Linked DNA regions of Mus musculus: region 1 is linked to region 2. The links are chromatin loops, found by intact Hi-C in ENCODE. Cell type or tissue: left cerebral cortex. All regions are shown on one strand. Links, peaks and the distances in the headings refer to the core of each region. The heading gives the core; the rest is flanking DNA.

Region 1 (16,465 bases), core at 3,754-8,753, 51 kb after region 2:
CTGTGCACCACACACACTCCTGGTGCTCTTGGTGATGAGAAGAGGACATTAGATCCCCTGGAACTGGAGTTACAAACCACCATGTGGGTGTTGAGAATTGAACCTGGTCCTTTGCAAGAGCAGCAAGCGCTCCTAACCACTGAGCCATCAGTTGGAGCCCCAGCTTTGTTCTATGTAAAATAGAAACAGTAATATCACTGCCTTTTGAGGCCGTGGAAAGGCATGGGAATGGGTTTTGATAAATCCATTGTATGTTATCTATCATCTTTTACACACTTTCCTATTGGGTATTACCACGTTTTCTAATTACTTTTTTTTTTGTTTTGTTTTGTTTTTTGAGACAGGGTTTCTCTGTATAGCCCTGGCTGTCCTGGAACTCACTTTGTAGACCAGGCTGGCCTCGAACTCAGAAATCTGCCTGCTTCTGCCTCCCGAGTGCTGGGATTAAAGACATGTGCCACCACGCCCGGCTCTAATTACTTTTGATGAATAAATCCTAGCAGGTGCTGAAAAAAAAATCCTACTTAGTCGTATCATGCTATGCCAATAATCAATAGCAATTCACCAGGGCAGATGTTTCTTGAGTGCCCAGCCTAGAGCTGTCTTGACTTCTTAACAAAGGTAGCTTGAAACCAGGCCCTTCCTCCAGTGTTCAGATAGCATGGTCCAAAGGTGACTGACCAACCCGAGATTCCAAGAAAGTCTGCATATGCGTAAGAGTTGAGAGAGTCCGCCAGACCAATAAAGATGGGAGCTGCCTTGGTAGGGAGGGTATTCGGAGAGTTAAAGTACACATCTCTATCAGGGGACTGCAGGAGTGAACACAGGCTTGCCTTAGAGTTCTTATACTTGCTGGGCTAGTCACGAAGCCTCTCCGAACTTCAGTTCCCTTATCTGTGAAGACAAATTAGCCAGAGGTGGTGGCCCATGCCACTAAACCCAGAATCTTGGGTAGCTGTGGTAGGAGTACCATGAGCTAGAGGCCAGTTGGGACTATGTAAGGCATAGCTAAAAAAGAAAAGAAAGTCCTACCCAACACTTAACAAACAATAGTGTTCACCATAATGATATGTTTAATAAGAGTTAATAGGTGTATTTGAACTTAGCATATCAACTGTCACAGAGTAAAAGTTTAATTAAACTACTGTTAACCACTATGTTTTAGTAACACTTTAATAATGAACTGGGTCGTTCCAAGAATAATTCATTGCTGTATTGTTGTGGATCTGAGATGACGATTCCTGAGCCACTGTTTGAGTTTAGAGAACTGTAAAACCAGCAGGCCAGTCTGAGCGAGCAGCAGAGATAGCCGCGGCTTGTAGGGAAACCACTGAACCCCCCGCTCCCAGGGTCACGTGCCTCGTGGCCGCGCCCCTATTCCGGGAGTCCGGAGCGGCTGCGGCAGCGGCAGCACTCGGTGCGCGTGCGCGGAGGCCTGCGCGCTCTGCGGCGCGGTCCGCAGCGGAGGCGGCTCAAGCGCCTAGGGGGTGGCGGATGGCTCTGCCGGGCCCGGCGGTCTTTGGGCCCGGTTCCCGCGGGTCGTTGGACGAGGCCGGGGCTGAGGGGCGCGAGGCGGCGGCCCTTGCGGCGGCGGGAGTCGCGCTGGAGGACGAGGAGGAGGACGATGGCCGCCGGGGCCTGCTGCGCTGGGACGGCTTCTCGGCCTGGCTACACTGCGTGTGTGTGGTGGGCTTCGACCTGGAGCTGGGCCAGGCGGTGGAGGTGAGGCCGAGCCGCACCCTGTGTCTCCACCCTTGGGCGGCCGGGTCCTGGCCGCTGCTCATCCGGGCGTGGCTCGCAGCCCCTGCGCGGCTCAGCTGGGCGGTGCTTCTCGACCCTTCGGTGGGAGGATCGTGGGCTGCGGCTAGGGGTGAAAAGTTCTTTGTAGGCCCCTCCTAAATACTTGTTGATGTTCCTCTTTAAAAAAACAAAACAAAAAACCAGCGATAACTGGAGGGTAGTGGCACCCAGAAAAGCCTACAGCAGACAGGATGTTTGCTTGGAACTTTCAAGAAAGGAACAATACCCCCTGACATATGTGAATTACAGTAGCCAAACGTGCACGTCCAATCATGTGGGCTGACTGACTGTATTGTCAATTGCGCTAACTCGTAGATCGGTCCACTGAGTCCAAGTCAAAATGCTTAGCATGCATTCTCTCCCTTTTCTCTGTTCCCCATTTCTCTGTGAAATGTCGTTGGGTTCCCATTCCCTCCAAGTCTCTCCCTAGCATTGCAAACAGAATTCAAGGCCTTCTGAAAACTAGGCAAGCTGTCCCCACACCCCTCTCCCGACCCCTGCTGTTTCTTAATACTGATTCTGTGACAATTCCCAGAAACCTAATGTCAGTGGAAAAATTGTTGGCTTATAAATCTGTTAGATATCATAACATCTTACCTAAAAGACCTTTGAATCTCACTCATTTTTGCCATCACTTTGCATCTTTTTTTTTTGTTGTTGTTTGTTAGCATAAAAGATTTGTCTTATTTATCCAAGTGAAAAGTTACTAGAAAGGCATTAGAAAGGTGTATGTCCCGAAGTTTTTGGTATTTTGTTATTGTTCTTTTGGCATCGGTGAAAGATTCTAATCTTATTCTGATTTGGTTGGTCTGGTTGTTCCAAACGAGAAACTGCTGCATCTTTGTCTTTTGTATCGTTACATAGTTCATTTAAATATTGAGTTTTTATTAAGATCTAGGCACCATACAAGTTAGTGGACATACACATAAAAGGATGTTCTCATTTGCATTTATGAATTGAGACAATAAGGTGGGGATCTAAGAATTAATCTATTTAGTCAATAGGATCAAATTTATTGCCTGATACAGTATTCATTAAACGTTTGTTGATAGAGGGAGTTAGTATGTAAAGTGATTCTGTATTTTATTTGAGACAGGAATAACAATCTCCAAAGATTGAAGACATTTATTTTTAAAGATTTGTTTATTTATATAATGTGTATGAATGTTTTGCCTTCATCTCTGCATGTAAGAGAATTTGTACCTTGTGCTTGTGTAGGCTGGAAAAGGGGGTTAGATCCACTCAGTCTGCAATCCTTCTGGTCATGTAGGTGCTGGGAACTGAACTCACATCCTCTGGAAGAGCAGCAAGTGCTCTTAACAGCTGAGCCATCTCTCCAGCCCCTCAAAACAATATATTATGCTCGTTATTTAATGATAAACTGAAATTTTATGTGTAGCAAAATAAAACTTAATCGGTAAGCAGAAGCTGTCATATTTGGTCACCTTTAAAAAAAAAAAAGATTTATTTGTGTGTGGCTATTTTGCTTGTCTGTGTGTCCATGCTCCACACTCATTCCTGGAGGTCAGAGGAGGCATCAGGGCCTCTGAACAGGAGTTGCAGACGGTTGAGAGCTGCCACTGAAGTTGCGTCCTCTGGAAGAGCATCGAGTGTTCTTACCCAGTGAGCCATCTCTCTAGCCCCATTGATCGGTTTTTGTAATCTCATCGTTTGGAACATTGCTTTTAACATGAGTATTTTCTTTTTTAAATAAGTGGCATATCTTGACAGAGTTGAGGTGATGAAAAATAATCACTAAAGGTTATATATGAAATTTTATTTCCCATAATTGCCATTTCAGAGCAGTATCTTTACGAAGTAGTTCTTAGCTTTTTTTTTTTTTTTTTTTCTTCCTGAACTTTCAAAAACAAAAGAAGAAGAGTTTGAACTCTCTTGGAAAATGAGTAGGACAAACTTGTGTTGCTAGCTAGGCTGTTTGCACTGATCCGTGGAGGTGTTGTCGTCGTCTCTGTCTGGATTAAGGATCACTGCCTTAAAGTAAGGAGAAGAGAGGAAGGTCCCTTCATAACGGAGCTAAGGAATGGTAAACACAGTAAGATGTCAATGATCTGGCTTTGAGACTGGATCTCACTCTCCTCGAGTACATGTAGCCCAGGCTGGCCTTAAACTCACAGCAGTTTACCTGTCTCAGGCTACACCCCTCACCACTCCACCACCTAGTGCTGGGATTAGCTAGTGGTTACGTGCTACCATGTTTGGGACAGAGCAATTTTGTTTTGCTTATCTTTATGTGGGGTGCATATGCATGCATGCCACTGTGCACACAGTAGAGTAAGGGACAGAATAGGAGTCTGTTCTCTCCTTTCACCTTGTGAGGCCTGTGAACCATCTCAGGCCTGAAGGCTTAGCAGCAGCAAATTTCTTTTCTCTAAACAGCTGAGCCATCTCACTGGCCCTTGGCTTTCATTCTTGAGAGAAGGCAATATGTAAACCAAGCTGGCTTCAAACTCAAGAGATCTGTCTTCTGTCTCACAGTGTTTTGCCTTTTTAAGTGAACATAAAGCAGGAACAAATATATGAAAACAGTTGAAGTTATATTTTGCGCACTCTCTCTCTCTATATGTATATATATGTATATGTGTATATATATATGTGTGTGTGTGTATATATATATATGTATATATATATTTTTTTATGTCCTGACCCGCAGCACAGTTGAACAGGGTCTGAGAAACCACCTGTGGAGAGAAGGGGAACAGGAAACACAGAGAACGGACAGCAAGTCAAAAAATTCTGATCAAGCTGACAAATTTTATTTTTCCATAATTGCCATTTCATAGCAGTATCTTTACGAAGTAGTTCTTAGCTTTTTTTTTTTTTTTTTTCCTGAACTTTCAAAAAGAAGAAGAAGAGTTTGAACTCTCTTGGAAAATGGGCAGGTTGTATACCCATAGAAGCAGGATATGGGGAGGGGGATGACGCAGAATTGCTTTGTTTCTGGGGAAACGCACCTGTTCCCAAAAGCAGGATATTGGCTAGGTAAAAAATTCAGCAAGAGAAACAGAACAGAACGGGTTGCTAGGCACCTGTCCACAAGATCTATAGCTATTTGTTCTTAACTGGGGGTAGTATTTTCCTACAGAGGCCTCAACTTTTCCCACAGAAAACTCAACTAAGCTAGTACTTTTCCACTAAGGCCAAGACTTAAGCACTTATGGCTGACAGGCAGTTAACATTCAAACAGGGTCACTCCATGTATGTGTGTGTGTGTAATTTTTTTGAAGCTGCACCTGTGTTGGAACTGTACAGGAGTAGCAGTTAGCATGGAATTAGAAAGGTAGATTTGTGTTGGGAGTGACATATATAGTGGCTCCAGCCCTGTGTCTGTAAAGTACAACCAGGGAGGCTCAGAAGCAGGATTGCCAACTAGCAGTCACACAGACAGGACAACACAGTTCTGGAGGCTCCCAGCTTTCCCCATCTCAGCATCAGGACTCAGGGCTCTCTGCTAGGCCTCAGAGCCTATATATTTGCTCCTTTTTTCATTTTGTTTTGTTGTTTTCAAGACAGGGTTTCTCTGTGTAGCCCTGGCTGTCCTGTAACTCACTTTGTAGAGCAGGCTGGCCTCTAGCTCAGAGCTCACCTCCTGTCTCCTTAGTGCTGGAAGTAAGGGCATGTACAAGCCAGGCAATGGTGGCGCACGCCTTTAACCCCAGCACTCAGGAGGCAGAGGCAGGCGGATTTCTGAGTTCGAGGCCAGCCTGGTCTACAAAGTAAGTTCCAGGACAACCAGGGCTATACAGAGAAACCCTGTCTCGAAAAACCAAAAAAAAAAAAAAAAAAAAAAAGGCATGTACAATCACACCACCACCACTGGGCTATGTATTTGTTTCTTAAAAATGCAGAGTCAGCACTTAGAGAGTCATGTGACAAAAGATGAGATCCTAATGAATATCTAGTTGAAGGCATGGAGGGATGTTAGCGTTCTTTAAAAAGCAAAACAGAACAAACAAAAGAAAACAAAATATAGAACTAGAGCCTCTTTAAGTTACCAAAGAGTGTGGAGTACCAATGAGAGACCTGTCTGTGCAGGGTATGGTGCTGCAGACCTGTAGACCCAGCACTGAAGAGGCAGAGGGCAGCCATGGCCAGCCTGGCCTACAGGGGATTCCCAGGCCAGCCAAGGCTACACTAGGACAACCTGCCCTCAGAGAGGGAGCAACAGCAAAACTAAGCACATAGGAGTTTGAGCCACACATTGCTTTCTTTGTGGGATCACAGTAGTCTGACACCATTGCTTTGTGAGGTAATTAGTGTTGGAAAAGCATTTAGAATAATATTTGAGACAAAACGATGTTTTGGGCAGCATTGATTTTTCTAGAAATCTTTTTTATTTTAAAATAAGGACACCAAAATGTAACCAACTTACCCCAAATCATAAAGTTTTAGTAAGCTAGGATTTTGATTCCTTTGGTTCCAAAAGTTTGATTTGCTCTAATATTCCAGCTATCTTGAGTGAAAACTGAAGCTACTCAGAGAAATTGGAAGCAGTGCAGACCTTTGAAATGCCAGTGATAACCGAAAGTGAGATTCCTAAGTTAGTGACGTCTGCCTTCCTCAAGGTATCGCCTTACACAGCAGTGCTAAGTAAGACACTCTGAATAGTTCTAACCCGTAAACTCAAAATCAAATGCTTCAAAAGCTTAAAATTAAAACAAATAAATAAATAAATAAAAAGTGAGTGGCCTTTAGGTCTTTAGAGCTTTACATTTCTGATTTAATCAGTTAATAGGAGTCCCTTTAGGTGCGATAGGATCAATTTTGAGGGCAGTAGTGTTAAAGTCTTGTTGCTATCTATTAAATAGGAACATTGAGGCTGTTTGGAAAGGGCATACATAATAGTAAGCTTGCTTATCGCCTGTCATGTTCAGAGAACTCTGTATTAGTATGTTTTCTGTAATGATAAAATACTGGACACTGGGTGATATATAAAGAAAAGAAGTTTATTTAGCTCACAGTCTTTTTTTTTTTTTAAAGATTTATTTATTTATTTAATGTATGTGAGTACACTATCACTCTTTTCAGACACACCAGAAGGCATCAGATCCCATTGCAGATGGTTGTGAGTCACTATGTGGTTGCTGGGAATTGAACTCAGGACTTTTGGAAGAGCAGTCAGTGCTCCTAACCACTGAGCCATCTCTCCAGCCCTAACTCACAGTCTTAATTGTCCAGTAGTATGGCAGTAACATCTATTATCAAGGGCCTGGCTCTGTGACCTTAGGAGGTGGAATTACAGTGAGAACGTAAAGGAGTCACATGGTGAGAAGGAAAGCCAGACCCTGGGGTAGGGGGTAGTTCCTTTTTAAAATTAAAAAAAAATTAACAGTCCTGTCTAGGACTAACGTCCTTGAGACCATCATTTATTCCTTTCTAGGCCACTAGCGCAACACTGCACTGGGACCAAGCTTCCTACATAGGAAATTTATGTGGATACATACAAACCACATGCAAACAGCAGACTCGATCAGGTACCTTTTTAATTTTTTAAAAGTACTTTTAATATTTTTAATACTGTGTGTATGTATGTGAATATATTGAGTACCTGAGGTGCCTCAGGGTACAGATCCCCCAGGAATTGGGTTATAAGTGATTGGGAGGCACCTGACATGGTTGCATGGCTGCTGGAAATCAAACTCGGGTCCTTTGGAAGAGCAGCAAGTTCTTGTAAGCAGGGAGCTATCTATCCCTGTGTAAGTATCTTTTTAAAAGAGATGGATTGTTGTACCAGGCATGGTGGTATCTGGCTTTTCCAGCATTTAGGTGAAGGCAGGAGGGTTTGGAGTTAGCTACCTACTGGGTTTGAAGTCAGCTTGGGCTACAGGAGATCCTGTCTCTGTCTCTGTCTCTGTCTCTGTCTCCGTCTCCGTCTCCCTCTCTTTCTTTCTCTCTCTCTCTCTCTCTCATTCTCTCTCTCTCTCACACACACACACCCCTCCCAAACAGTTGAGCTCTTGCTGTGTTGCTGAGGTCCGTGTCAGAAGCCTGAGATCAAGTGATCATCTTGTTTCTGTCTCGTAAATACTGAGATCACAGGCACAGGCTCCTGTGCCTTGTTCTCTGTGAGGTGATGAGGTGAGACTATTATTTAACTTTTCATTATTATTTAATGAAAGAGTTGATAAGAGCATACAGTAAGCTTTCTATAGACTAAGTAAAAATTTTCCAATGTCAGATGAGATTTTGAATCTTTTAAAACTTGAAAAATTAAATTCTTTACCTTACATAATAAAAATTATGTGCATATTCATTTAAGAAAAACCATGGAAAAGAAGAAAGATCACCTGTTTCATGTCTTGGATAGAATATGATAAGCAAAATCAAAATAAGTTAAGTGGTTCCTAAGCATGGCCAAAAGGTTTGCAGGAAAATCCAAAGCATATTTCAGCTTAGTGAATAGACTTTATACAGAAATGTTATGATCTTCAGTAAAATAGAAGGGTGTGATACAATATAATTTAGGCTGAAGGCATGTGAATAGCTAGTTTGGGCATAGTGACGTACACCTTTAGTCCTAATCTCACACAGAGGAAGGTAGATCTCAGTGAGTTGAAGGCCAGCTCAGTCTACATAGTGAGTTTCCAGCTAGCCAGGGCTATACAGTGAGACTGTCTCAAAACAAACAAACAAAATACATGAATAATTTTTTTCCTTGAAAGAAAAATGTTTAGCGATGGGTATACTGGGAGGGAGGGGCTTGAGGTCACTGGGAGAAAGGCCATAATTTGCACTTTTTGACTTTAAGGTGAATTATTAGCTGTGCCCAGGCATAGACGGTTAGGAGTTTTGCTTGTTTTAGCTCAGGTATTTGCATAATGTATGATCACTCTAATTAGAATCGCAGTTCAGTGATTTTTTAGTATTTTCCTAAATCACACACCTCATACCACTAATCCAGTTGTAGAACATTTCATCACTTCTAAAAGAAAACCAGTTCTACTAACAGCCTTTTGTCTCAGCCTTCGGCAGCCACAAGTCTGTGTTCAATTTTGGATTTGCTTCCTGTGTACATTTTACATGAATGAAATCATACATATGGTCTTTCCGTCTGCTTTCACTTCACATGTTTTCAGGTTTCATCTGTCAGGTGTGTGCCCAGCCTTTTGATATTGCAATACCTCATTGTCATCTACAAAGGTCAAGCTTGAGAACTACAGAACCAAGTTACACAAAAGTATCTCAGAATGTCTTAAGTAAGTTTAGCATTGGTGTTGGGCTGTACTCATTGCCTTCCTGGGGTGAGGCATGCAGCTGGAGATTGGACACTGGCAGCTCTTCTTTTATGGCTGAGTAGTGTAACATGTGTTTGCTCATGCCACAGTTTGTTTATCTACTCAGCATTCTGGAGAAAGTGTTTCTGTGTGGCTATTGTGAGTGCAGCAGAGTACTCTTGCACTAGTTTTCACATGAATATCTTTTTCCTGCTTTTGTTTGTGTTATAGAGATAAAGTGACTTGGCCATATATGGTATATGTGATACAGCTTTAAAAAAAAAAAAAAAAAAAAACTACCAAAATGTTTCTACCAGCAACATAAAAGGATTCCAGTTTTTCCTGTCCTTGCCACTCTCTATCTGTTCTTTGGAATATCCAAATGGGAGCAGGGATCTTTTATCTTGCTTTCATTTGTATTTTCCTTATGACTAATGATGTTGTCTTTGTGTGCTTTTTAGCTGTTGACTTTTTAAATTTCGGTTTGTTTGATGCTACTAGGGTTGACTCTAGGATGTTCCACATGATAGCTTGGTAGACAGGACTATATCACGGTCTTAGTTATAGCTCCAGCCCCCCCCCCCCTTTTTTTTTTACCTGAGTGTGCATGTGATACTGCCAGTAACTCATGCTCTTAATTATCTTTCTTCAGAGACCACAGTCTTCACACTGAAAGTAGCTGTGCAGGGTCATAGCAGATACATCTACTTTTGTAGAGATAGTTTGTTTAAAACACTTCTTGACTTGGGAAGTAATGTCTATTACACACATTCTTTCTGTATAAAGACAAAGTGGTAAATAAAATGAGACAGTTCATAGATATGTGAATGATTTTTTTTCTGAAAAATATTTTTTTGTTGTTGTTATACTTAGGCCTTAATTATCTTTGTCTTGCTGTGTAGTCACACCTCCTTTCTTTATTGTAGCTCTGAAGACTCTGTTACAGTCAACAGAGCCCTTGATGCTCTCCTGCACTTTATTTTTTTAAAGTTTTATTTGTTTGTGTAGTGTATGTGTGTGTGTGTGTGTGTGTGTGTGTGTAAGAGGTAAGCATTGAAAGAATAGTTAGTAAAACTAACTGTAGAGTTGCTAACGATAAGTTGTCCTAGGCCACTCTTGCCAGTATGACTGAGTCCAACAAGCTCCTGACCCACTGAGCTGCCAGGAAACATCCCAGTTTTGAGACAACCTCACAGTGTTGTGCAGGTTGCCTTGGAGCCTCCGAATGGTCCAGTCTGACCCCAGAATCCTCATTCCTGAGCTTTTCTTCAAATGCTGGGATTACAGGCCCATACCAGTTCCTCCAGCTTTTACTGAGACTTAAACTATGACTTAAATAGAACATTTAGTAATGGCTTTTAGATGTTATCTCTGCTTTTAAAAGTACAACTAAAATAATCTCAACATGAGAAAGGGAGACTTAGGTACACATAAAAAGTATTACATATTAAATACTACTGGTTGGATAGAACTAATTTGAGAGGGTATCCTCGGATGAAGCAAAGCTGCTTTTTGGTTTTTAAGTCTCTCCTCTGGGCTAGAGACTATCTTAAGTGTAAAGACAGAGGGGTAAATTAAGTGAGGCAGTTCTCTTATGAATTCCCACTTGGGGAAAATTGAACCGTGATTGTTTTTTGTTTTTGTTGTTAAAAGTGACAAAAACCTAGTTCAAGCTGGCATGAGAAAACAACATTCAGTTTGCTTATGTTGCCCTCAGTTAATGGTAGGCAAACACTGTACCTCTCCAGCTCCATTCCAGCTCTCTTCTCACCTTGAGACATGTCTCACTCAATCGTCCAGGCCAGCCTTGAACTCTCTGTAGTCGAGGCTAGTCTGAAACTTAACTTTTCCTGCCTTAGCTTCTCAAGTAGTTCTGATTGTAGACCTGTGCCAGCAGACCAAGATATGAAAACAATTTATTGATGAATGCTATTTCAAAATCTATAGTCCAAAGCACAGTTCCATTGATGAGATAAGCGGTGCTGTAAAGAGTTAGGTTTTTGCCACCTTTCTCCTTACATTGATTAAAATAATGTAACATATGAACAGCAGGTAGAAAGTTATTAGAAGAGAGCACAGTAAACTATCACATTATCAATGGGATACGTTTTAAATGTATTCACATAATTGCTATTTGAAGCTAAGCTTGGAACCCAGGACCAGGTGTGTGTGGCGAGTGCTCAGGACCATGTGTGTGTGGTGCTCAATGCTGAGCTCTACTCCAGCTACGGGGTGGGGGGTGGGTGGCGGGTGGTGGTGGTGGTGGAGTTTTGTTGGAAGCAAAGAGCACTGAAGAAATTTGACATTTGAAAACAAGTCAGTTTGAGCTCTGTCTCAGAGTTAGAGGAGAAAAGTGCTTATGATATTAGAAGAAAGTGCTAAACAATATGAAGCCATTGTTTTCTGAATTCCCATAATTTCTGGTCACATTCGCATTGCTAATGTTTTTCTTTAACAGAATGCTTTATCCTACACTTGTGACTGAGTGCTGTATTCATGACCCTCCTCCCGTTTTGAGACAAGGTCTCAAGTATCTCAAGATGCTCCTGAACTCTTGTTACCAAGGAAGATCTTGACCTTGAACTTCTGATCTGATCCTCTTGTCTCTAGAATTAAAAGCTTGTGCCACTGTGCCAAGTTTATGTGGCTCTGGGGATCAAACTCCCAGTTCCATTAGTGCTAGGAAAACATTCTATACTTCCTGCCCCATTTTGAATCTTTAGTGCTGGAATTTCCCCCTAATATACTTTAAAGCAAGCACATTTTGCTGTTAAATGTTACAGTGGTACTGGGGAATTGAACCCAGGATCTTAAGCATGCTAAATAAAAGCTTTACTCCCAACTCTGTAATTTCAAAATATAAAGTATATGGCATGATACAGACAATAAGGATTTAACCAATAAGAATTAAAGAAAGGCAGTGTCATGATATACAGCTATAATCCTATCACTTGGAAGGTTGAGACTGGAGGGTTGCTTTCAGTTTGAGGCTACCTTGGGCTACATAAAATCCTCTCTCAAAGAACAAATAAACCTAAAACAAAACAAAGCCCCCAAGTTCTTAAAAAACAAAACAAAACAAAAAAAACCCCAAACAATAGCAACAGTAACAACAAAAACAAAAAACAGGTTTAGTAGTTCACATCTGTGATTCCAGCACTTGGGAAACAGACCAGAAGATCAGGGATTCAAGACCATCCTTGACTACACAGTGAAAAATGGTCTTAAACAAAACAAAACAACAAAAACTAAATTATAAACTACTTCAAACTGAAAAGTTTGCAGACTTTTCAATCATAATGCTCATTATATAGGAAATATTAAATTACAAGCCATGCAGACATTTGCCTGTCTCTCAGTCTCAGCTTGGTGTGGGATATAGGAGATTCTGTAGCAAAAGAGAAAGCAAATAACCCCTCTCCTCCAACACCAACACCACCACCAACACCAGCAACAACAACAAATAACCCCTCTCCTCCAACACCAACACCAACACCAGCAACAACAACAAATAACCCCTCTTTTCCAACACCAACACCAACACCAGCAACAACAACAAATAACCCCTCTCTTCCAACACCAACACCAACACCAGCAACAACAACAAATAACCCCTCTCCTCCAACACCACCACCACCACCAACAAATAACCACCACCACCAACAACAAATAACCCCTCTCCTCCAACACCACCACCACCACCACCACCAAATAACCCCTCTCCTCCAACACCACCACCACCAACAGCAACAACAACAACAACAAATAACCCCTCTCCTCCAACACCAACACCAGCAACAACACCAAATAACCCCTCTCCTCCAACACCACCAACAGCAACAACAACAAATAACCCCTTTCCTCCAACACCACCACCACCAACAGCAACAACAACAACAAATAACCCCTCTCCTCCAACACCACCAACAGCAACAACAACAACAAATAACCCCTCTCCTCCAACACCACCAACAGCAACAACAACAACACATAACCCCTCTCCTCCAACACCAACACCATCAACAGCAACAACAAATAACCCCGCTCCTCCAAAACTTGCAACAACAGCAGCAACAGCAACAACAAATAACCCCTCTCCTCCAAGACAACAACAACAACAAAAGCCATGTTTAAAAAGTATTGAGTACTTACTTTCTTGAGGAGAGACAGGTGGTTTTCTTTTCTTTTTAGAATGTTTTTGAGACAAGAGTTGTGTTGTAGCCCAGGCTGTCCTGAAATTCACACTGTGCTGCCCAGGCTAATCTCAGACCCATGGTGATCTTCCTGCCTCAGCTCATGTGTGCTGAGATTATAAACTCTTGCCACCACACCCTGCTAGACCTACTTTTTAGCCACTTGGGGGAGTGGACTGGTCTGCAGGAGGATGCCTTAGACCTCTGCTGGCTGTTGCTGACTCTGGCAGGAGCTGCTTTGGCCCAGAGCTGCTTCCATTACAGAGGCTGATAGGCAGCTGTTTTCCCTCAGAGGATTCTGTGGTCACTGCAGGTGCAGGGAAAAGACAGTTATTTAAAGGAATGGGGGCAGGTAGGGGTGGTTACCATAGGCTGTATGGTAGAAATTTTTAAAATTTTAGGTAAATGTTTCCTTGCCATTTTCCTCTAAGTATTTGACGTATAGTACTCATGTAATCACCTGGAAAGTATTATATCTTGAACAAGTATGAGTTGAAAATATAGATTCATGTTTTCTTTAGATTTTAAGTTTCAAACAGAAAAAGGGAATAAGTTTAGGTTTCCCCAGTCTTAGAGCTAATTTTGATGTAATCTTTAAAGCTAATGTAACTTCTACTTAGTTCTCTTAACTTCTTGTTTTATTACTAAAAAAAAATTATTTTATTTTTTAGAGTTTCACCATGTTTTCTGGGCTGGCCTTGAACTATGGGACTCAAGGTAGTCTCTTGATATAGCTTTACAAGTATCTGTGACTACAGATGACACCACAGCCTTAACTATGATTTCTAAAAAACTTTTTGGCCATAGCCAACTAGAATTTTCGGCATACCCACTATATGCTAACGTAACTTAACTTCTTTCTTCCAGGTGATATATCCTCAGCATTCCAAACTTACTGATAAAGAAGTAAGTAAGCACGTCTGTCTGTCTGTCTGTCTGTCTGTCTGTCTGTCTGCTGTCTGTCACCTATGCTCGTTCCTCGTGCAGTGTGTGTGTGCCGGCACCGACGGCTCTGCTTTTCTCTTTCAGAAAACCAATATTTGCTACTTGTCTTTTCCAGACTCAAATTCAGGTAACTTTTTATCATAAGATGTTTCTCTTGAATCTTGTGCATTGAATATCATATGGTTTGTAGTTTTCGTACATGACGAGTAGCCAGCACGGCATGTTAAGATGGCATGCTCAGTTTTAGCTCAGCACTTCATTGATTCTGAGTTTTCTTAATGACGCCTAGTCCTGTCCTTACTGATTTCACTTAAGGTCACTGTTACAGTGTGATAAGGTAAAATATAAAAAGTACAATACATTCTTTTTTTTTTCCATTTTTTATTAGGTATTTAGCTCATTTACATTTCCAATGCTATACCAAAAGTCCCCCATACCCACCCACCCCCACTCCCCTACCCACCCACTCCCCCTATAAAAAGTACAATACATTCTTAAAATAAACAAAAGATAGTTTATTTGGTAACTTATAGTGTATAGTTTATTTTCAGTTCAAAACGTAAGAATTTGCCTGGAACTGTATGTACAAAAGCAGTAAAAAAATTTTTTTTTTTACATGATGTGTGTATATGAATGTGGGTTTGTGCGCATGAGTGTAGCACTCTCAGAAGCCAGAATAGGTCATCAGATCCCCCTGGAGTTGAAGTTAGAGGCGGTTAAGAGCCACTATGGGTCGCTACACGCTCTAACCACTGAGCCATCTCTCTAGCTCCAACTTTTCTAAAAACTCATAAACCAGCAAGAATATAGTGGTGAAAGACTACCATCAGTTATAGATCCCTGTACTCTTTTGGCTCTTCTTGAGCTTGCTTTCTCTAGTTCTATGAGCTGTGCTTGTGTGGTCTTAGCTGTTGATACCTCTCAGGCTACCTCTGTATTTTACTTTCAAGACAGCTTTATAAACTTACAGTGACCAGAACACTTGGCTTCTCAGGCCACACACAAACCCTTGAAGCAGAGTTACTCCAGTTTTCTTTCCTTTTCTGCTTATCTCTAGTGTCCTGACAATTTATGTCAGTTAATCTGATTTGAGAGATTTGACAGATTATTATTACTTTTCTTTTTGTATAAATACTTGCAGTTTTTTCCCCTTCCTTTACATGTGTAGCTGAGCCTTGGTAAAAGATAAGGGCCCAGCATGCTTCCACTGCACCACTCTGCTACTTTGGTGAAAGATATGAAAGAAAATTAGATTCTTACTAATTAGAGATCGTTCTCAGTCAAGCCCAGTGGGTCTTTTGTTCTGATCTGAACTGATTAGAACCTTTAATTGTTTGGTCTATAGTGATAACTGGCTGTCATAGAACCCTCCCACCCCCAACCCCCACCGTGTGTGTGTGTGTGTGTGTGTGTGTGTGTGTGTGTATGTGTGTGTGTGTGATTCTTCTTGCCATGAGAGTGGGTTTCACAGGTCAATTTCCTGGCTTGTGCAACAAATGCCTTGCTGGCCCAAGATTCTAACCTCTGGCTAGATAAACAAACTTTTGTAAATAACTACTATAGTTTTCCATATATGTTTACCTTCCCACAGTTTACTAAGTCTAAAAGGCTAAGCTTTTTAATGTGTTTGGACGTGTTTCTGCAATTTAACCTTTTAAAATTGTGTACAAGTTCCCAGATCTAGCTCCCTTTGGGTGTTAGCATTTTCCGTAAAATTTTCAGAAACAGAAAATAAAATAAAATAAAATAAGTTTTTTTCTATTGCCCCCCTATCCTCCACTCTCGACACCAGGTTTTTTTTTTTGTTTGTTTGTTTGTTTTTTTGTTTTTTTTGTTTTTTTTTTGAGACAGAGTTTCTCTGTAACTACTGTGACTGTCCTCGGATTCACTTTGTAGACTAGGCTGGCTTCAAACTCAAAAATAAAAATCCATCTGCCTCTGCCTCCAAAGTGCTAGGATTAAAGGTGCACCACCATGCCTGGCTAAGTGTTTTTTATTTTAATATTTTATTGTTATTGTTCAATTTAATACACAGATCCTAGCTACTGAACCCCAGAGACTAGAGGAAAAACTTCCCTTCTCCTCCAAACAAGGTTAAAAGTTAATTTCATGTTATTTTGACAGCCTTTAAAATTTTTAATTAATTAATTTATTTGTAGTACTGGGAACTAAAACTTTGACCTTTAGCACGCCAGGAAAGAACTCTTTAACACTGAACTACCTGAGAGCCTTTTTGTTTGTTTGTTTTGTTGGTTTGGTTTGGGTTTGGAGGGTTTTGGGTATTTGTTTGTTTAT
Region 2 (16,465 bases), core at 4,772-9,771:
CACAGTTCAATCATTCAAACGTTTATACAGTGCCTACTCTCGGTTCTCAAGAGCGCACATCTGGCAGGGCAATAGAGCATTTGCATTACACTCATTTTGTTGTCTGTGTCCCAAAATGAAGTTATAGACAAAGTTCTACAGGAGTAAAGAGAAAGAAGCCATCCATTCATCAGAGAGGCAGGAGAAGTTTCTCCCCGGAACTAAGCCTCAGGATAAAAGAGGAAGGTCATTCTGGGAGACAAAAAAGCAGAAAGGGCACTTGTTTTTTAAAAGGAACAGTGAGCACTGTCATAGGCCCTGGTGTAGCAAATTTGAGATGAAGGGAAAAAGAAATGGGAGGTAGGAGTGAAAGATTTTAATACTACAAATAATTAATGGAACAACAATCAAAAAAAAAATTGAGCAAGAGTGTTGTCTACCTGTAACACCCAGAGGGGGGAGAAAAAAAAGCATGGATCCCAGAAAATTCTTAGAATAAAATGTCACCCTTCTTACCACCACCCCCAAGACACACCCTTTTTTCCTTTGGAAATTCTGGGAATGGAACCAGGCAGGGTCTCATGTATGCTAGGCATGCATTCTCCCATGGAGCTATATCCCAGCCAGCCATATTATTTTTGATTCAAATATAAAGTAACTGCCACTAAGAACCAATCTGATGGCAAATCAAGCAGCGCACACTTATAGTCTAAGCACTAGACTAGAGAGATTAAGGACAGACTGGGCTAGATAACGGGTTCTGGCTAGCTTTAGCTATATAAATAACAAGACCTTGTCTCCAAAGCATCCATTTCCAAAAAAAAACCAACCTCATAATCTTTCTACTTAAACCTTAAATGATGAACCTTGTACTCCGTACTTACTACAGAATGGATCTTAGACTAACACAAACACCATTTAAGAAAACCAAATAGGAGCCCAAGAAGGTTAAGAGTGAATTTAAATCCAGGTGTGGTACTCTCCTCATTCACTAGGAAGAGGTAGGGGGAATCTCTGAGTTCAAGACCAGCCTGATCTATAAAATAAGTTCCATGACATAATAGCCATAGTAGCTCACTATATTAGTGAGACCCCATCTCAAAATAAGAAATTAATGAATTTAAGGAGTAAAGTCAAATAACAAAATGGGATGGGATGATTAAGAATATGTAAACTATTATTTTTCAGGTCTTTGCCCTCTTGTATTATGTGTATCACGTGTGTGTGCAGTGACTACAAAGAACAGAAAAGAATGTTGGATCCCCTGGGTCTGGCCTTAAAGATAGTTGTAAGCCACTATGTGGATGCTGGGAATCACACCTGGGTCCTTTGGAAGAGCAGTCAGTGAGTATTCTTAATCGCTGAGCCATTATCGCTCCAAGCCCTAAGCCATATGGTTTCTGACTTTTTACCGATTCCTTCTGAATTTACATCATGTACCCTGAACCCACCATCTCCCTCTTCCTCCATATCCACCTTCTACCTCTGCAACCTCCCCCACAAAAGAAAACAAAAAATAAAACTTTTTTTAAAAAAAAAATCTCACTGTGGAAGCTGTGGTGTGTCCCACAGCATACCCCTCTGTCCACACATCTTTTACTATCAAATGTTCACTGCAGTGAGTCATTGGTCTGGTCTGAGGCCAATCAAGTGGCCTCTGTACACTATCAATACTGGATCTTCACTGGGACTCTTCTCCTCTTGCCCCGTGTCATAGAGATCCTGCAGCTTTGGTTCTGTAGGACCAACCCCTTCACACACTCCAACAGAACATAGATGAGGTAGACGTTACGGTGGGCCAACTCAAAGCCAGGAAACTGGGCCTGGATGAGTTAGTCAGCCTACCAGCTCCCCTGCACCCACAACACCAGGATCAGCTCTTCTACTCTGCCCAGGAGAGAGACAGGGCCAGTTCTCCTCTGCCTAAGCTGTATTTTTAAAAACCCAATATATTAGATTAAATATTTCATCAACTTTCCGATATTGTAAAAAGTAACATGAAAGGAAATACAGTAGTTTGTAGTTTGGTAACACAACCTGGCTTCCTATACATATTTAAATTAATGTACTTTAAATATAACTTATCAGACAAACCACTTTCTCACAAAACTATAACATTTCTCAAAGAACTTCTTGCTTCTGTTAACAAAAAGAAAACCTAGAAATCTGCTAAAACAAATATACATACAAAATAAAAAGCAATGAACATATAATCTGCCATTATCTCAAAGGCTGAGTCCAGGATCTTAGCAGTCACGTTTAGACATGTCAAGGAAAGAAACAACCTGGCTTTCTTCCTCAATGGCTTCCTTGCGATGACACTGGAGCACAGACAGACCTCCTGTTTCTATGCCTCTTCTTAAGCAATCCCTCCCACCCACACCCCTTTCCTTGAGTCAGCTTCCACACACTCTGCCTTTTTCTAAGCCCTTCAGTCTAGCTGCATTTACATTTCATTCAGGAACTAAGTTATCTGTGAAACTTTCCTAAAGTTTTCACTTGTTATAGAAATCCTACTGGACAATTTAATCTAATATACCAGACTGCTGGTTTTGCTTCTGGACATTTAATCATTTTCATTTCTACTGTCAACCTGGTGTTTGCACTTAACAAAATCACATCCTGTTTAAAATGTCACAGTCTTGGGATGGCAGCGTTTATGAGCTTGGCCCTGTATATATCAAGTCAAGAACCAAAAGAGCTGGGCCGAAATCATGGCTCTATTCTTTATTGGCAATGTGAACTCAGGAATGCAAACCTAATCTACCTCCCCTCAGTTTCCTCATATTCGTGAGGGAAAAATAATCACAGACGGCAGAGGTGAGGATCAAGCTAGCATGGAAAGAAGTGGCTCTCAACCTTCCTCATGCTGTGACCCTTAATACAGTTCCTCATGTGGTGGTGACCCCCATCTATAAAATTATTTCATTGCTACTTCATAATCGTTATGAATCGTAATATAAATATCTGATATGAGGATAGCTGATGTGTGATCCAAAGAGGTTGGGACCCACAGGTTGAAAAGCACTGATGGAAACCATTTAGGAGAAGAACATTAGACATGACGCACAAGGTAAGAACATTAGACATAACGCACAAGGTAAGCTGTACTTTCTTGGCTCCAGGCCTCTATCAGACACAAGATTGTGCTGGGAAGTGGTGGCGCACGCCTTTAGTCCCAGCACTTGGGAGGCAGAGACAGGTGGATTTGTGAGTTCCAGGCCAGCCTGGTCTACACAGTGAGTTCCAGGCCAGCCTGGTCTACACAGTGAGTTCCAGGCCAGCCTGGTCTACACAGTGAGTTCTAGCACAGCCAAGACTGCACAGAGAAACCCTGTCTCCGGGGGGGAAAAAAAAAAAAGATTGCATTACTTTTCTTAAATGGTGATTTTGGCTGTTAACGTGCTCTCTATCCAAAACTCTCTGGAACTCACTAACAAGGCCATCCAATATGTCCACTCATAATCCCTCAGTATGCCTACCATATAGACAGATTTACTTGCTCAGTGGCTCAACTGAAGTACCACTCTGGGCTATAAAAACTGAAGAGTGAAGGAAGACACACAAAGGCAAACAAGATGGTTGTTAACACCCCTTCGGATGAACTGTAAAACAGTCAACACCACAGTGGGGGCGGGGAGGGGGGAGTCACTCACTGCTCATGAATTCAACATTAAAAGGCATCACCTACATATCCCTGCAAGTCCCACAGAGAAGCCCACCCATGGCTTGTTATTTCTTGTACTAGACCGACAGCCAAGCTCCTGAAAGTGTTGTCTAGATTTCTACTTCCCTGCACTTGGCCAGTTTCTAAACTGAACATCTATGAGCTGAATAACTAAATTTTCAAGTAACGAGTGGCCAAGGCCTGCAACTCTAACACTGAGAGTGCTGAAGAAAGAGTCCTGCCTCAAGCAGTCATGGACACAGGGTCTTCTCTGGACCATGTCTCAAAATTCCAACACATGCTTCAAGTATTCATTACTTATTCCAGCTTTTACTAGGCCTTCATAATGGCAACTACAAAACAGGTCTCCAACAAAGTCAAACAAAGGACACATTACTCCAGTTGTTCCCTCCAAGGCAAAATGCCTATTGGAACAAAGTTACCAACTTCACTACCTTCTATTTTTAACATTTCTTCTATAGCTGTCATTGTATTTAACAATTTCTGGACTTGGGATGTAGCTCAGTTGGTAGAGTGCTTTCTTAGCCTGTACAAAGTCCTGGGTTCAGTCCTCAACACTAATAAAACTGGATGTAGAGGCCTGAGTCCCCACTCTCTGGGCCTGTACTGAGTGTGAAGTGAGCTCAGCATACAGGAGCTCCTGTCTAAAAAGGAAAAAAAAAGTACTGCTTTCCCAAGACGCCACAGCACACAGCAGTTCAAAGGGCGCTGATGTTGGCTCATGCTTCCCCACGAACACCCTTGTACGAAATCCTGAGCTTTAACACGTGCCAAGCACCGGGTACTATGTGATTTGCATAAATAGTCTGAATCCCAAGACAGCAAAGGGGGCAGTGAGCATGGCTCAGTGGCAGAACTAGTGTTTAGTGCAGACGAGCCCAAAATTTCTTTTTATCCCAAAAATAAAAACTTTAAGAAGGCAATACTATCCACAGATAAGAAAACTCCGGCTGGGCAGAGGTGGCACAGGCCTTTAATCTCAGCACTTGGGAGGCAGAGGCAGGTGGATTTCTGAGTTCAAGGTCAGCCTAGGCTACAGTACAAAGTGAGTTCCAGGACAGCCAGGGCTACACAGAGAAACCCTGTCTTGAAAAAAAGAAAAGAAAGAAAAGAAAAGAAAACTCAGGCTTAGTAGTGTTTTAAAACAATCTTTCCTGAGATGATACCTATGAGTGGATTCTTGCATTTTTATGCATCATAAATTTCAAGGAATATATATTAGGTCTGGTGGGGGGCGGCTGTCATGAGCCTGACACAGGAGAGCTCTTAAAACTTCACACACAAAGCAATAAATAGTATTTGGACAAACTGATTTGGTTTTCTTTGTTATCTCCCAGGATCTGGCCCAGAATACATGCTCAATAAAAAAACCTGTCTGTCTAAGCCAATACTTTAAAATTAATTCCTAAAATAATTTGATCACAAAGGGAAAACCTAACAGATTGAAACTGTTTAAACTAAATTAGGTGGTATAATAATAATTACACAAAATATACCGTCAAGCCCTTAGTGCTATTTTAGCCAATGACACAAAAGGAAAAAAAGTAAAAGAGGGAGAAATAAACTAAGTCTACCGTGAGAACTCTGCAGATCCTCTCTTCATCCTGAGTTTCTGAGACAGAGCTTCGTTATATACCTGAGCTGGTGATCTTAAGCTCATTAAGCAAACTGGGCTAGCCTCGAACATGATGCCTTCTTCCTGCCTTCTGAGAGACAGGCTTACAGGGGAGAGCCACTGCACCAGGCACGAGTTTTCAACTAAGAACTGCAGTGGGCAAAGCACGTGCTGTAAGCAAATCTGTCATCTGATTCGGCTGGACCTGTTTCCCAAGCACACAAAAATGTAAAAATGTAAAAGTTGACTGTATTTAGTCACTAGCAGCCAACTAATACTGGAATTCAATAACGAACTCCAGAGTCATTTACAAAGAATCACAGGTCATCCACGAATCATCCAAATGTTAGCTTTCAGGGAAGAGAAAAGTGTCTCTCTTATGGGTTAAAGAGCCTCTGGTGTAACTCAGAAAAAGTTAACACACTTTTCAGTTTTCATCCTACACACAGAATAGGTTATAACCACTATGCAAGCACACAGCACTTGGGGATCTTTCCTTCCTTTTTTTTTTTTTTAGATAGCATTTACTTAGTAATTCCTTAATTCAGTAGCTGCCCTAGCATTACTTTCTTCCTCTAAAGGCTCAAGTTTCTTTCATTTCAAAACACCACTCTTGAAGACAAATTCTTCTCTTAAAAAAAAAAAAAAAAAAAAAGACTTACTCATGTCACTCAGAAAGAGGGGGCGAAAAGTCAAGAGACAAAACTGGAGACAGTCCTATTAGTCTTATGTAACTTAGTTTGAGTTGGAATTATTTCAGTAGTTCAACGAAAGCCTTAGGTTTAGGCCCAAAGAAGAGTTCTTTAAAATATTCTCCATTCGTGCAAATTCTTGAAAAACTAAAAAGATCCTTTTTATTTTAAAATAAGTAACTAGCAAAGTACAGTGCCAAGATAAACAAGGTAAATTGGATTAAAAATTAAAAGCAAGGCCCAGCATGGTGAGCTTTAATTCCAGCACTTGGGAGGCAGAGGCAGGGAAATCTCTGAGTTTGAGGCCAGCCTGATCTACAGAGTGAGTTCCAGGCCAGTTGGTCCCTGTCTTTAAAATATATGTGTGTGTGTGTGTGTGTGTGTGTGTGTGTGTGTGTGTATTAGACAATATTGGATATAATCTAAAAATAAGCTAACTTATTAATACTAATTTTTGCATATCATCATATAATTACACATTATCTACCAAAGAAATTGAGAAGTGACTTTCAAGAGCAATAGATTTCTGTTGATCCAACTTGCAAACAGAACTCCAAAGATGTAGTTACTTACTCTAGCTTAATTAAATTGCCTTTAATATTTACAAATTATTTCATCGGGGCAAGTAAGTATCAATCGTTACAAACAGTAACTTTGCACTCCAGTTATCCTACCAGACAAGGTCCTGAGTTGAATTCAACTACAAGCCATGTGTTAACTACATTTCACCATAGACACTTGAGCCTCGATGTAACAGAGGCCACAAATTCCGGCATTGCTCTGGGAACCACTGCTTGCTTAATCAAGCACCGACCTGCAGATTCACCCTTCTAAAAGGACTGAAAGTCAGAGGTCAAGTTTCACTATCTACCTTTCCTAAACGAATTAGGGTTTGGGATTTCACTGGGAATGACCAAGTTTATCAAGAAGCCATCGCCCTGCCGAGACATTTAGTAACAATACCTTCTCTGTTTTTCATTCAACCACTTCGATTCCATTTCCACTAGAATTCAGACACACACAAAAAGCTGATTCCGAGGCCTCGCAGAAAAGTGTCCTCTGGGAAGAAACCCTGAGATCGTTGCATACATTACACCTCTCAGAGAAGGTGAAGGGAAAGGAAAGGAAAGGAAAGGAAAGGAAAGGAAAGGAAAGGAAAGGAAAGACTGTCAAACACTATAGCGACATTACCTTGCTCGTCTTGTGATCAAACCAGACGAGGGCATGGTTCCTTGACAGCACTTTGCAATCAAAGGTGGCATTATTCTGCGCTGGTCGACAGCGTGCCACCGAGCGGCCGATCTTGATGGGCTCGTCCAGGTAGACATGACGCTCCTGAAACGGGTGCGAGTTCGGGCGGCAAGTGAAGATGGCCAAGGCTGACGGCATCGAGGACAGGCTGGGGGGTGTCTGGACCAGGGACAATGAGGAGCTCCTCCAGGTTCGGAATGCTCTTCTCAAGCCTACACCCCCTAACCCCCCAAAATTTTTAAATTAAAACAAACTGCGCATTGTCTAAGCATAACCAGTGAACATCAACAACTCTTCAATTGGGCAGGAGGACAAGCCAGCGCAAGCCCCATCACCTCCTTTAAAATACAGAGGCACCTTGACCAAAAAAAGTCCCCAACTAGCAGCTTTCAGTCCATCTTCCCTAGGAAGAAAAGGCTCAAACATTGGGCAGCTTCGGCCAAGAAAACTCCTGGAAGACAGTTTGGGGACAGGAGGTATCCGAGCAGATGAGTCACACACCAGTTCTTGTGTTTTGTTTGAGATCCCGGCCGCTTGTCCCCTTCGGTAGCGGAAACGGTGCAGCACTGCAGCATGAAGAGGGTTGACTCGCGCAGCCAGGAAGGTCCTTCGGGGCTCAAGGAAGAGGCGCGGAGGACCTCCGGGCAGCCACCGCGGGGCCTCGGGGCTGAGAAGAGGTGCGGGGACGGACGAGGAGGACTAGAGGGCCAGCGGGCCGGGCTGCATTGCCCTGCTGCGCCGAGGCCGCCCGGGAGTGGCAGGGGTCCCCGGCCCAGCGTGAGCCGAGGCTGCGATCCCGGGCTGGAGGCGTGGGAGGGCTGCCGGGGCACGGGCGGCGTCTGGGTCGCGAGTCCCGGGCACCTGACGGGTGTCCCCGCGACCAGGGCGGGGACCCGGCTCTGCAGGCCGGTGCGGACAGAGCGAGGAGCTACCCCGGGGAGGCTCGGGCGACCGGGCGGGCGAGCGGGCCGACGGGCGGGCCGGCGGGAAGTTGGTTTCTCGGAGCTCTCGGGCTCTGCTGCTCAGCACATGGGCCACCTCCCCTCAGGAGCGTCCTCGCGAGGGTCGCATCGCAGGGACTGGCGGCTCCCGCAGGACGACGGGGTGGGGGAGGGAGGCTGGCCCGGAGGTGGAGGGAGAGGCCTGGAGGCCGGGGCTGGGTCCGCCGCAGCCTCCTCCACTCGCAGCCAGTGCGGCAAGCTCAGGCGGTGGCGGACGAGGCAGGAAACTTTCCGACCTAGGCGGGGAGACACCAAAACAAACGGCAGTCAGGGACCGGCGCCCGCTCGCCTCAGCCCTCGCCCCCTTCAGCCAGCCCCCGCCAGTCCCCGGCCGCTGCCTCCGACCTCGGGCGACCTCTCCTTGCTCAGGCTACGGGATTCCGGAGCCAGGACGGAACGTCGGCTCCTTCCTCCCTTGCCGCCACCGCCGCCACCACCTCCGCCGCCGCCTCAGCTTACCTTGCCAGCGTTGGCCGCCATAGTGACTCTGACTGAAACCTACCGGGTGCACCGCCACGGGAACGCGCACCCTTTTCAAGGGCCCTCCTCCGCCGGCTCCCGTGCCGTAGATAGGGGGTATCATGTGATTGACGCCGTGGAAGCCATGTTTGTCACTGGCAGGGAAGAAGGCAAGCTTATTTTTAACATGACCCCTGGCGCCATCTTTGTTAAGGGCCAGAAGCTTCAAAGCTCCAGACAACCTTAAGGGCCATTTTGGTTAAGGGCAAGAGAAACTTTGAGGGGTTGAATGTTTCAAAAGCACACACAGCGGCAACATATGAATAAGAAAGTACCTACAAGTACCTACGTGTACTAAGTGTGTTTACTACAGTTCTCACTGAAAATACTAACACGTGCGGAGAATAATTCCATGCAAAGGACATACTCATTAGCAGTCATCGTAGCTGTGGGCAACTGAGTCACTCACCACTGCTCTACAGATGACCAAATTCCACAAGTCCCTAGACTTAATGACACCTGAAGGACTTTCCTCCCTCTGCTAATTCACCGGGCTTTATGAATTCCATCCCAAATTCCTGTCCTTTTCACTGATGCGACTATGTTTCTCAGAACTCCTTCGTGGGTTCTAACGTGGAGAACAGAAAGTTGTGGGGGGTTTTTTGGAGTGGGGGAGGATTTTGTTGGGGTAATGGTAGGGTTAGTGACAGGGTTTCTCTGGCTGTCCAGGAGCCCTTTAAGTAGATCAAGCTGGCCTACAACTCAGAAATCTACCTGCCACTGCCTCCAGCGTGTTGGGATTAAAGGTGTGCGCCACCACACCCTACTTGAGACCAGAAAGTTTTAAAACACGTTTCCAAAGAGGGGTCAAGGTCGAAAGTTACTAATAGGAAAATACAGAGAATAACCCAACCAACAATCCTGAAGTCTGTGTTAAGCCTGGGAATTGCGAGGAGAAAGACCAGTATGTATGGAGTCATTGTTCCAAAGAAGAAAAAACCGTGGCTCGAGCTGAAAGAAAACCTTAGGAAAGACTGTAGAGAATCTTAATCTCTTCAAATCAGTGTTGACTTCATTCTTGAGATTCCTGTGACCACAGACTTCCCTGAGAAACGTTGGACATGGCTTTAAACTTCTTTAGGATACTTTTTCTCTTCTATAACATAATGACAAGACACAACCCCCTTGCAGAGAGGCTTTGTGGTGTCAAACCACATTAACAGTATTCATTTCATTGCTTCTGTAATGCTATGCTGTGTCTAAGTGACACAGATGAGCACAGCCTTAGTCTCTGCCCTCTGGTTATAGAACCAGTGTAGTGGGTTTGAAACTGAAGGAACAAAATAAGGCAAAGACTCTGATATATTCAGAGCTCTTCTAAAGGGAGGGAGGCAGGGACATCCTCCAAGGAGAAGTCACAAAAACTGAATGAAGAAAGGTTGAAGGACTATAATAAATACAGTATTTGTTGAATGGTTTTTCTAAATTGCCAGGAAGAGGGACATTAAGTAGTGAAATGAAGCTTTTAAAGGAATACACTCATGTGCCTGGCACAAAGGCTAAGTAAATATTCAATGCCTGAATGAAAATACCATGCTTGTTATTAGAGGATAAAGTAGGGGCAGCACAAAGTGAATTTGGACACAATAAGTAATGTATTATAAAGTCACACTAGGGGGGCTGGTGAGATAGCTCAGCAGTTAAGAGCACCAACTACTCTCCCGAAGGTCCTGAATTCAAATTCCAGCAACCCTCCATAACAAAATCTGACACCCTCTTCTGGAGTGTCTGCAGACAGCTACAGTGTACTTACAGATAATAAATAAATAGATCTTTAAAAAATAAAAAATGAAGTCACGCTAGAGTATGTGTGCATGCGTGGGCTCATGCTTGAAGCTTAAATTCATGGTAATATGAATGTCCAAGACCTGACCTTTCACACGTTTTTACAGTTCTTCATCATTTCAACAAATACATTGAATAACTACAGTATCCCAGGCATTTTGACCTAGAGAATAAAGATATACTGAAGAGTTTTATTATTAGAAGATGAAAATGTTTTGCTTCTGATAACTTTTAGCCTTAAAACAATAAAACAGACCAGGTGTGGTAGAGCATGCCTGTCTCTAATGAGGTGTGTGCACGAATTTTAAAGTTATTTATGCATTTTTTTGTTCATTCAACAAACATTTAATTGACTACCCACTAGGAGAGAGAAACTGTAAAATGACCTGGAATTTCAAAAGTGAAGAAGAGAGTGGAAAAAATGAATCCCTAAAGTTTCTTACAGTTTAGATGGAGACACAATAAGATCCTTGCAGTATTTGGAATAACTCAAAAGTATTGAGAGTACAGAAGAACAATGTAAACTGGAGCAGCATGGTGACCTGGCATTTGCATGGCCTTAGGTGCACCCTAGTAGCACAAATAGAAAATTAAAACCACCGGGCAGTGGTGGCACACGCCTCTCTCTAATCCCAGCATTTGGGAGGCAGAGGCAGGCAGATTTCTGAGTTCAAGGCCAGCCTGGTCTACAGAGTGAGTTCCAGGACAGCCAGGGCTATACAGAGAAACCCTATCTCAAAAAAAACTAAAAGAGGAGAGAGAGAGAGAGAGAGAGAGAGAGAGAGAGAGAGATAAAACCAAAATGTTGTAATAAGTCAGTTAATCTGGTACTAATGAGATTGTAGGGATAATCTCTTGTGCACTTTGTGCACTATGTAAAAGCATCACCTGTCAATGAAGAGCTGAATGGCCTATATAGCAGGAGAGAAAAGAATAGGAAGGCAGGATACCTGGCAAAGAGAGAGGAACTCTGGGAAAGACTCAGGCTCAGGAAGATGTGCCACCAATATGTAGGAGGAAGTCAGACATATGAAACTGAGGAGAGGTAACCAACTATGTGGCAGAACTTAGATCAGAATACACATGTAAATATAAGTTAAGAGGTATTTGGGAAGCAAGCCTAAGCTAATGCCATAAGCATTGAAAATAAAAACAAGCCCTGTGTCATGATTCAGGAATTGGGGCAGACATAGAAAAGCCAAAACAATATCCTGAGCAAAGGGCTAGATGAAGTGGAAACTTAAAGATTCTTTGGAAAGGCAATTAAATGGTGTTTTGCTGGAGCAAACACATTGAAGAAACATTTAGCTGAAGTGGACACAGGTGAAAGGCTAAGGCAGACTCAGGAAGGAATGTTTCACTGAAGCAGACATGGGAGAGTGGATGTTCTGCTAAAGCAAGCACGTGATGAACGATTCTTTGCTAACAACACACATGTATTGGTCCGCCTTCCATTGTATAGTTGAGCTCCATTTGTCTCAACTCCATAGAGGGAAACACACCAAAAAAACCTTCTGGTGGTGTGTTGCAGTTTGTTGCTGCTACCGGGGACTCAGGTTAACTGGATGCAGGTGCTGAGGCAAGGCACATGGAGGACAAGTGATGTTTGGAGGGTATAAATAGGACTCCACAGAGTGACAGAGACAGAGCTTGGCTTTCTGGTACAGCTAACTATGCAATGCTTCTGGGTCTCGTGTCTTCACTGATCTTTGTTTCCCTGAGAGAGGCACAGCCGAGAACTCCTGGTGATCCTGTTGGTCCCTCCTTCTGACTCAAGCCAAGGCTGAGGCCAGCTGTCTCTGCTAGGTCATACCACCACTGTTGCTAACCCAACTGTAGCTAACTGGACTGCCGGTGTATCCCTGAGATGTTTGCAAGTGGATTGAGCTGCCACTGCTAACCTGTAAAATGAACTGCCGATTTCCAGACAACACAGACAGGAGTTGCTCCAAAGAACCTTTCTAAATAGATTCACTTCCCCTATGTCTTTTCTTTTCCACTACCTCCGGTGGGTGGTGGGCTACAAGGGAAGTTAAAGAGTTTAAGAACCATCATTAAAAATAGAATTAGAAAAAAATTCAAGTTACAGCTAGAGATTTGAGAAGACAAGACTTTGAGGAATTAGAAGGGGGTCTGTGTTTCTGGAGAATAAGGGGCGAGAATGAACAGGAAAAAGCCAGAAGTCAGAGAACTTGTACCCAGCACATTAGATTTCAGAACATTTTCGTTTTCCTTCTAGAAGGTCAAAGTAAAATAATTTTTTAAAAAGTTACAGAATCAAACATTTTAGCCATTTACCAACACAATCGTAAATTATTCAGCTTCTAAGTCTGTTTTCTCATTTGGAAAAAATGTATATAATATTTCCCAGAATCTTTTATAAGATAATTCAAGAAAAAGTACCAACCATAATGCCTGGAAAACAGTAGGTTCTCTGAAAATGTTGTTTTATTACTGTTACTAATGGAATTTTCCCAGTCTTCCACTACAGCCAAGAGCAGGATGTTTTATCTCTAGTTTGTATATAGAGATCTTAGTCATAAATGTAAGCGCAAAAAGAAATGTCTCTTTATGTTCAGTAATACTATACTATCTCCCAGAATTAATGTTAAACAAATAGAAGAGCTTTCTAGCAAGAAAAGCTTAGAATTGCTATAACCTGCCAGAGTAAAGAATCTTACCCTACTACACACAGCCCTGAAAATGCCAAATGCATTGAAGGCGCTCCTCACCCACGGTTATTTGGCAGGAACAGAAAAGGCTTAAATTAAGAACTCTCATACATGAGATATTTTGAATTGTAGGCCATGTGGGTGTTCCTTTCCATGACTTGGTATCCATACAAATTTTTAATTGAGTTAAAAACACACCATGTTTTAAGAAACTGGAATGGCAGCCGGGAGTGGTTGTGCATGCCTTTAATCCCAGCACTTGAGAGGCAGAGGCAGGCGGATTTCTGAGTTTGAGGCCAGCCAGGGCTACACAGAGAAACCCTGTATCAAAAAAAAAAAAACAAAAAGAAAGAAAGAAAGAAAGAAAGAAAGAAAGAAAGAAAGAAAGAAAGAAGAGGAGAAGAAAGGATTCTGCCATAAGAGAAGCATAGAATGGACTACACTGTGAAGAAAAAGGAGGGTAAGATGGCCAAAATCTAGGTGCACAGATAAAGCAGCCCCAGGGGAGGGCTGCTCAGAAGGAAATGGCAGCAAAGATGAAATACAGACTTAGAAAGTGTTAACTCGAATACCGAGGGGAGCATGTGCTAGTTTTGGAGGTTGGAAGTGCCCAGCCACTGAGCAAGTTAAGCATATTAAAATATAAGGATTGTGAGTATGTCTTCTCATTCTTAAATCCAGAGCTCTTGGGCAGGCGCAGAGCTGTGTGCGCACCTGCCAGGAGCACAGAGCAGCTAACAATTTACCTCTACACAGTGCCATCCAAACGGGAATTGTTCTCATGTCAGATAGATCAGGAACAACTGTAAATTCAGTTAATATATAGTCTTCCAAAACTGATAATGACCTAATTGAATTTCAAATAATTATTTTGAATATAATAAATTATGGAATGCTTTATATAACTGCTTAAGCAGATTGCTGGTTTGAAATACTGTCCACGCAGACATTTCCAAACCTCCAATACTGCAATGGGATGATGTCATCTACAAAATTCACTTTTTGGTTACTAAACAGGTATTTTCAAAGCTTTATTTATTTTTAATTTATGTTTATAAATATCTGTTGGTTTAATTTATATCTATAAATGTGTGTGTGTGTGTGTGTGTGTGTGTGTGTGTGTGCGCGCGCGCGTGTACCACTTGTGTTCCTGGTACCTGAAGAATGTCAAAAAGAGGGCTTCTGACCCCACGGAACTGGGGTTAATGTGGGTCCTGGGATCTGAATCCAAGATCTTCTGTGCTCTTAACTGCTGAACCTTCTCTTCAGCTCCCATAGGTCACTGTCAAGGACTCACAATTGAGCTTTTAAAAATAACTAATATATTATATAATTTCAAGTAAGTTTACAGTTTTGTGTTGGGACACACTCACGGCTATCCTGACTTCAGCCTGTGGGCCACAGGTTGTATTCAGCTGCCAAGTAAGAGGCCAGGCCTACTCAAATATCAAAAGGGTGAGCATTAGTAATTTTAAAGGCACAGGCTGGCATATAACAACTGAAGCAGAGCCAGACATAGTCATGTACACTTGTAACCTTAGCACTGGAGATAGAGAAACAGGGGATCAAGAATTCAAGGCCAGGCTGGGCTACATAAGGAACTCAAAGCTGGCTTGGGCTACATAAGACTTTGTGTTTAAAAGAAAAAAAGTTGATTTTCTGCCCACTGAGAAGGACTCTCTGCTTCAGTGGGAACACCCATCATTTCCCAGGTGTCCAGGGTGGAGTTGCCACCACATTCCAGAAACACTGCTCATCTATTTGGTTTCCTGGTTCCTCAGGAAATAAGAGAAATATAATTACCCAAAGACAAGTAAAGACATTCATTTTTCATCTAACATGCTATTTCTGCAAATACAAAAAGTGGGAATTAGAATATCAACTCTAGAGCGAATCACAATTAATTCATCCTCGTCATTTTTCAGGCAAGAAGTCTGAGGACCAGAGAAGGAAACGTTATTAAATGAGTGGTTTACTATCTCTTAACATCTTACTGTACCATCAATCCTATTCTATAGGCAGGGAAATTGAGCAGAAGGCTCAAACACTAAGTTTTTCAGCGCGACATCCTAAATTACCATCCACAACCAGAATGCAGGCTAGAGGGCCTTCTTTCTTTAAGATAAATTAAATCTGTAGTAATTTTTCTCCGTTGATGAGAATGGACACTTTTTGATTATTCAAGTAGCAGCCATCTCTAGAACTGTCACAAAGGCCAGGTCTGGTACTGTTAACAGTTTGTCAGCTATATCCTTCCACATGTTTGTTCTCAGACATCTGAAGTATGCCCTTTTAAAATTCCCCAGTAATTAACAGAAACGGAAAGTCAACAAGAAGAACCCTACTTCTAAATGCCACATATAGTTGATACTGCTGACAAACACGATGTACTGGGAGAAAGAGAAAGGATGAAATTCGCGGTGTGTTTTGTCACTCATGTGGAAGTCTCATTTTGATTATTCAAAGTATCCTCCTGTCTCTCATAACTAACTTAAGAATGTTCCCTGGTATGTAGCAAAGACTTAAGAATGAAAGGGCTGGGTCAGAGAGCCCCAGGAGGCGCTTTTTTCCTGAATTTTACTGAAGTATCTGATTTGTCTCTAAAGACCTCAGTTACCAAGTAAAACATCAGAGGTCCTGTTTCTATGTGATCATAACTAGGAATTTCACGAAAGATGTTTTAGCGAATATTTATTTTAGAAAACCATATCATTTTGAAAATCTATTTGATTGTTTGTAAGTATTTGTGATAATCACTATTAAGCTCCATTAGACTTTTTGTTTCGGAGGTGTCCATGTTGCTACTCTACAGCACTGGCATAGATAACATCAACACACTGAACTGATAGTGTAAAGAATGGATGGATTTCTCTGTGCTACTGGACCCTAAGGATCCCTAAAAAGGTAAGTTGATATGGTGTGAAGAGGTCTGTAACTGTAGATGGGTCTAGCACCCTACAACACCTGTCTTCCTCAGTCATCACTCACCCACCCTATTGTCCACCCCCCAGCAAGCACACTTGGCATTCTAGACTGTCAGGAAGTGGGGAGAGCATCTATGGAGTCTTTACAAACTTTGGGTAAACATGGTTTCCTGTGTGCATAGCCTGTGTGTAAGACTTGTGCTCAGATACATGGGAGGACTGTACTGTCTTGATATTTTTCTGCTAATTTTTTAACAAGAGCTCTCTTCATTTATACTTGGTCCTCAAGTTAGACAGACAATCCTGCTTTAAACAGATTATACCGCTTCATACTCCCAG

What was found. Peaks named below come from ENCODE experiments on the same cell type or tissue, not always from the same donor. Only the 100,000 strongest peaks of a DNase experiment are listed, where the experiment ranks them.
Region 1: a loop joins it to region 2, with 3.0 times the contacts of the local background. A loop is called at or near these places in 21 of 42 quality-filtered maps.

Annotation. Positions count from the first base shown.
Region 1 is chr14:26,578,141-26,594,605 of GRCm38, forward strand. Dennd6a (DENN/MADD domain containing 6A) reads left to right here and starts at 1,410. Exons shown (of 20, transcript NM_001134465.2): 1 at 1,410-1,722; 2 at 14,093-14,131; 3 at 14,255-14,297. The coding sequence starts at 1,495. In left cerebral cortex, for the core only: a CTCF peak has its summit at 5,672; no DNase peak of the experiment used is centred there.
Region 2 is chr14:26,526,163-26,542,627 of GRCm38, forward strand. It overlaps Slmap (sarcolemma associated protein), which reads right to left and starts at 8,462. Exons shown (of 23, transcript NM_001310445.1): 1 at 7,166-8,462. The coding sequence starts at 7,363. In left cerebral cortex, for the core only: no CTCF peak of the experiment used is centred there; DNase peaks (open chromatin) are centred at 7,375, 7,733 and 8,834; H3K4me3 peaks cover 3,487 bases; H3K27ac peaks cover 1,111 bases.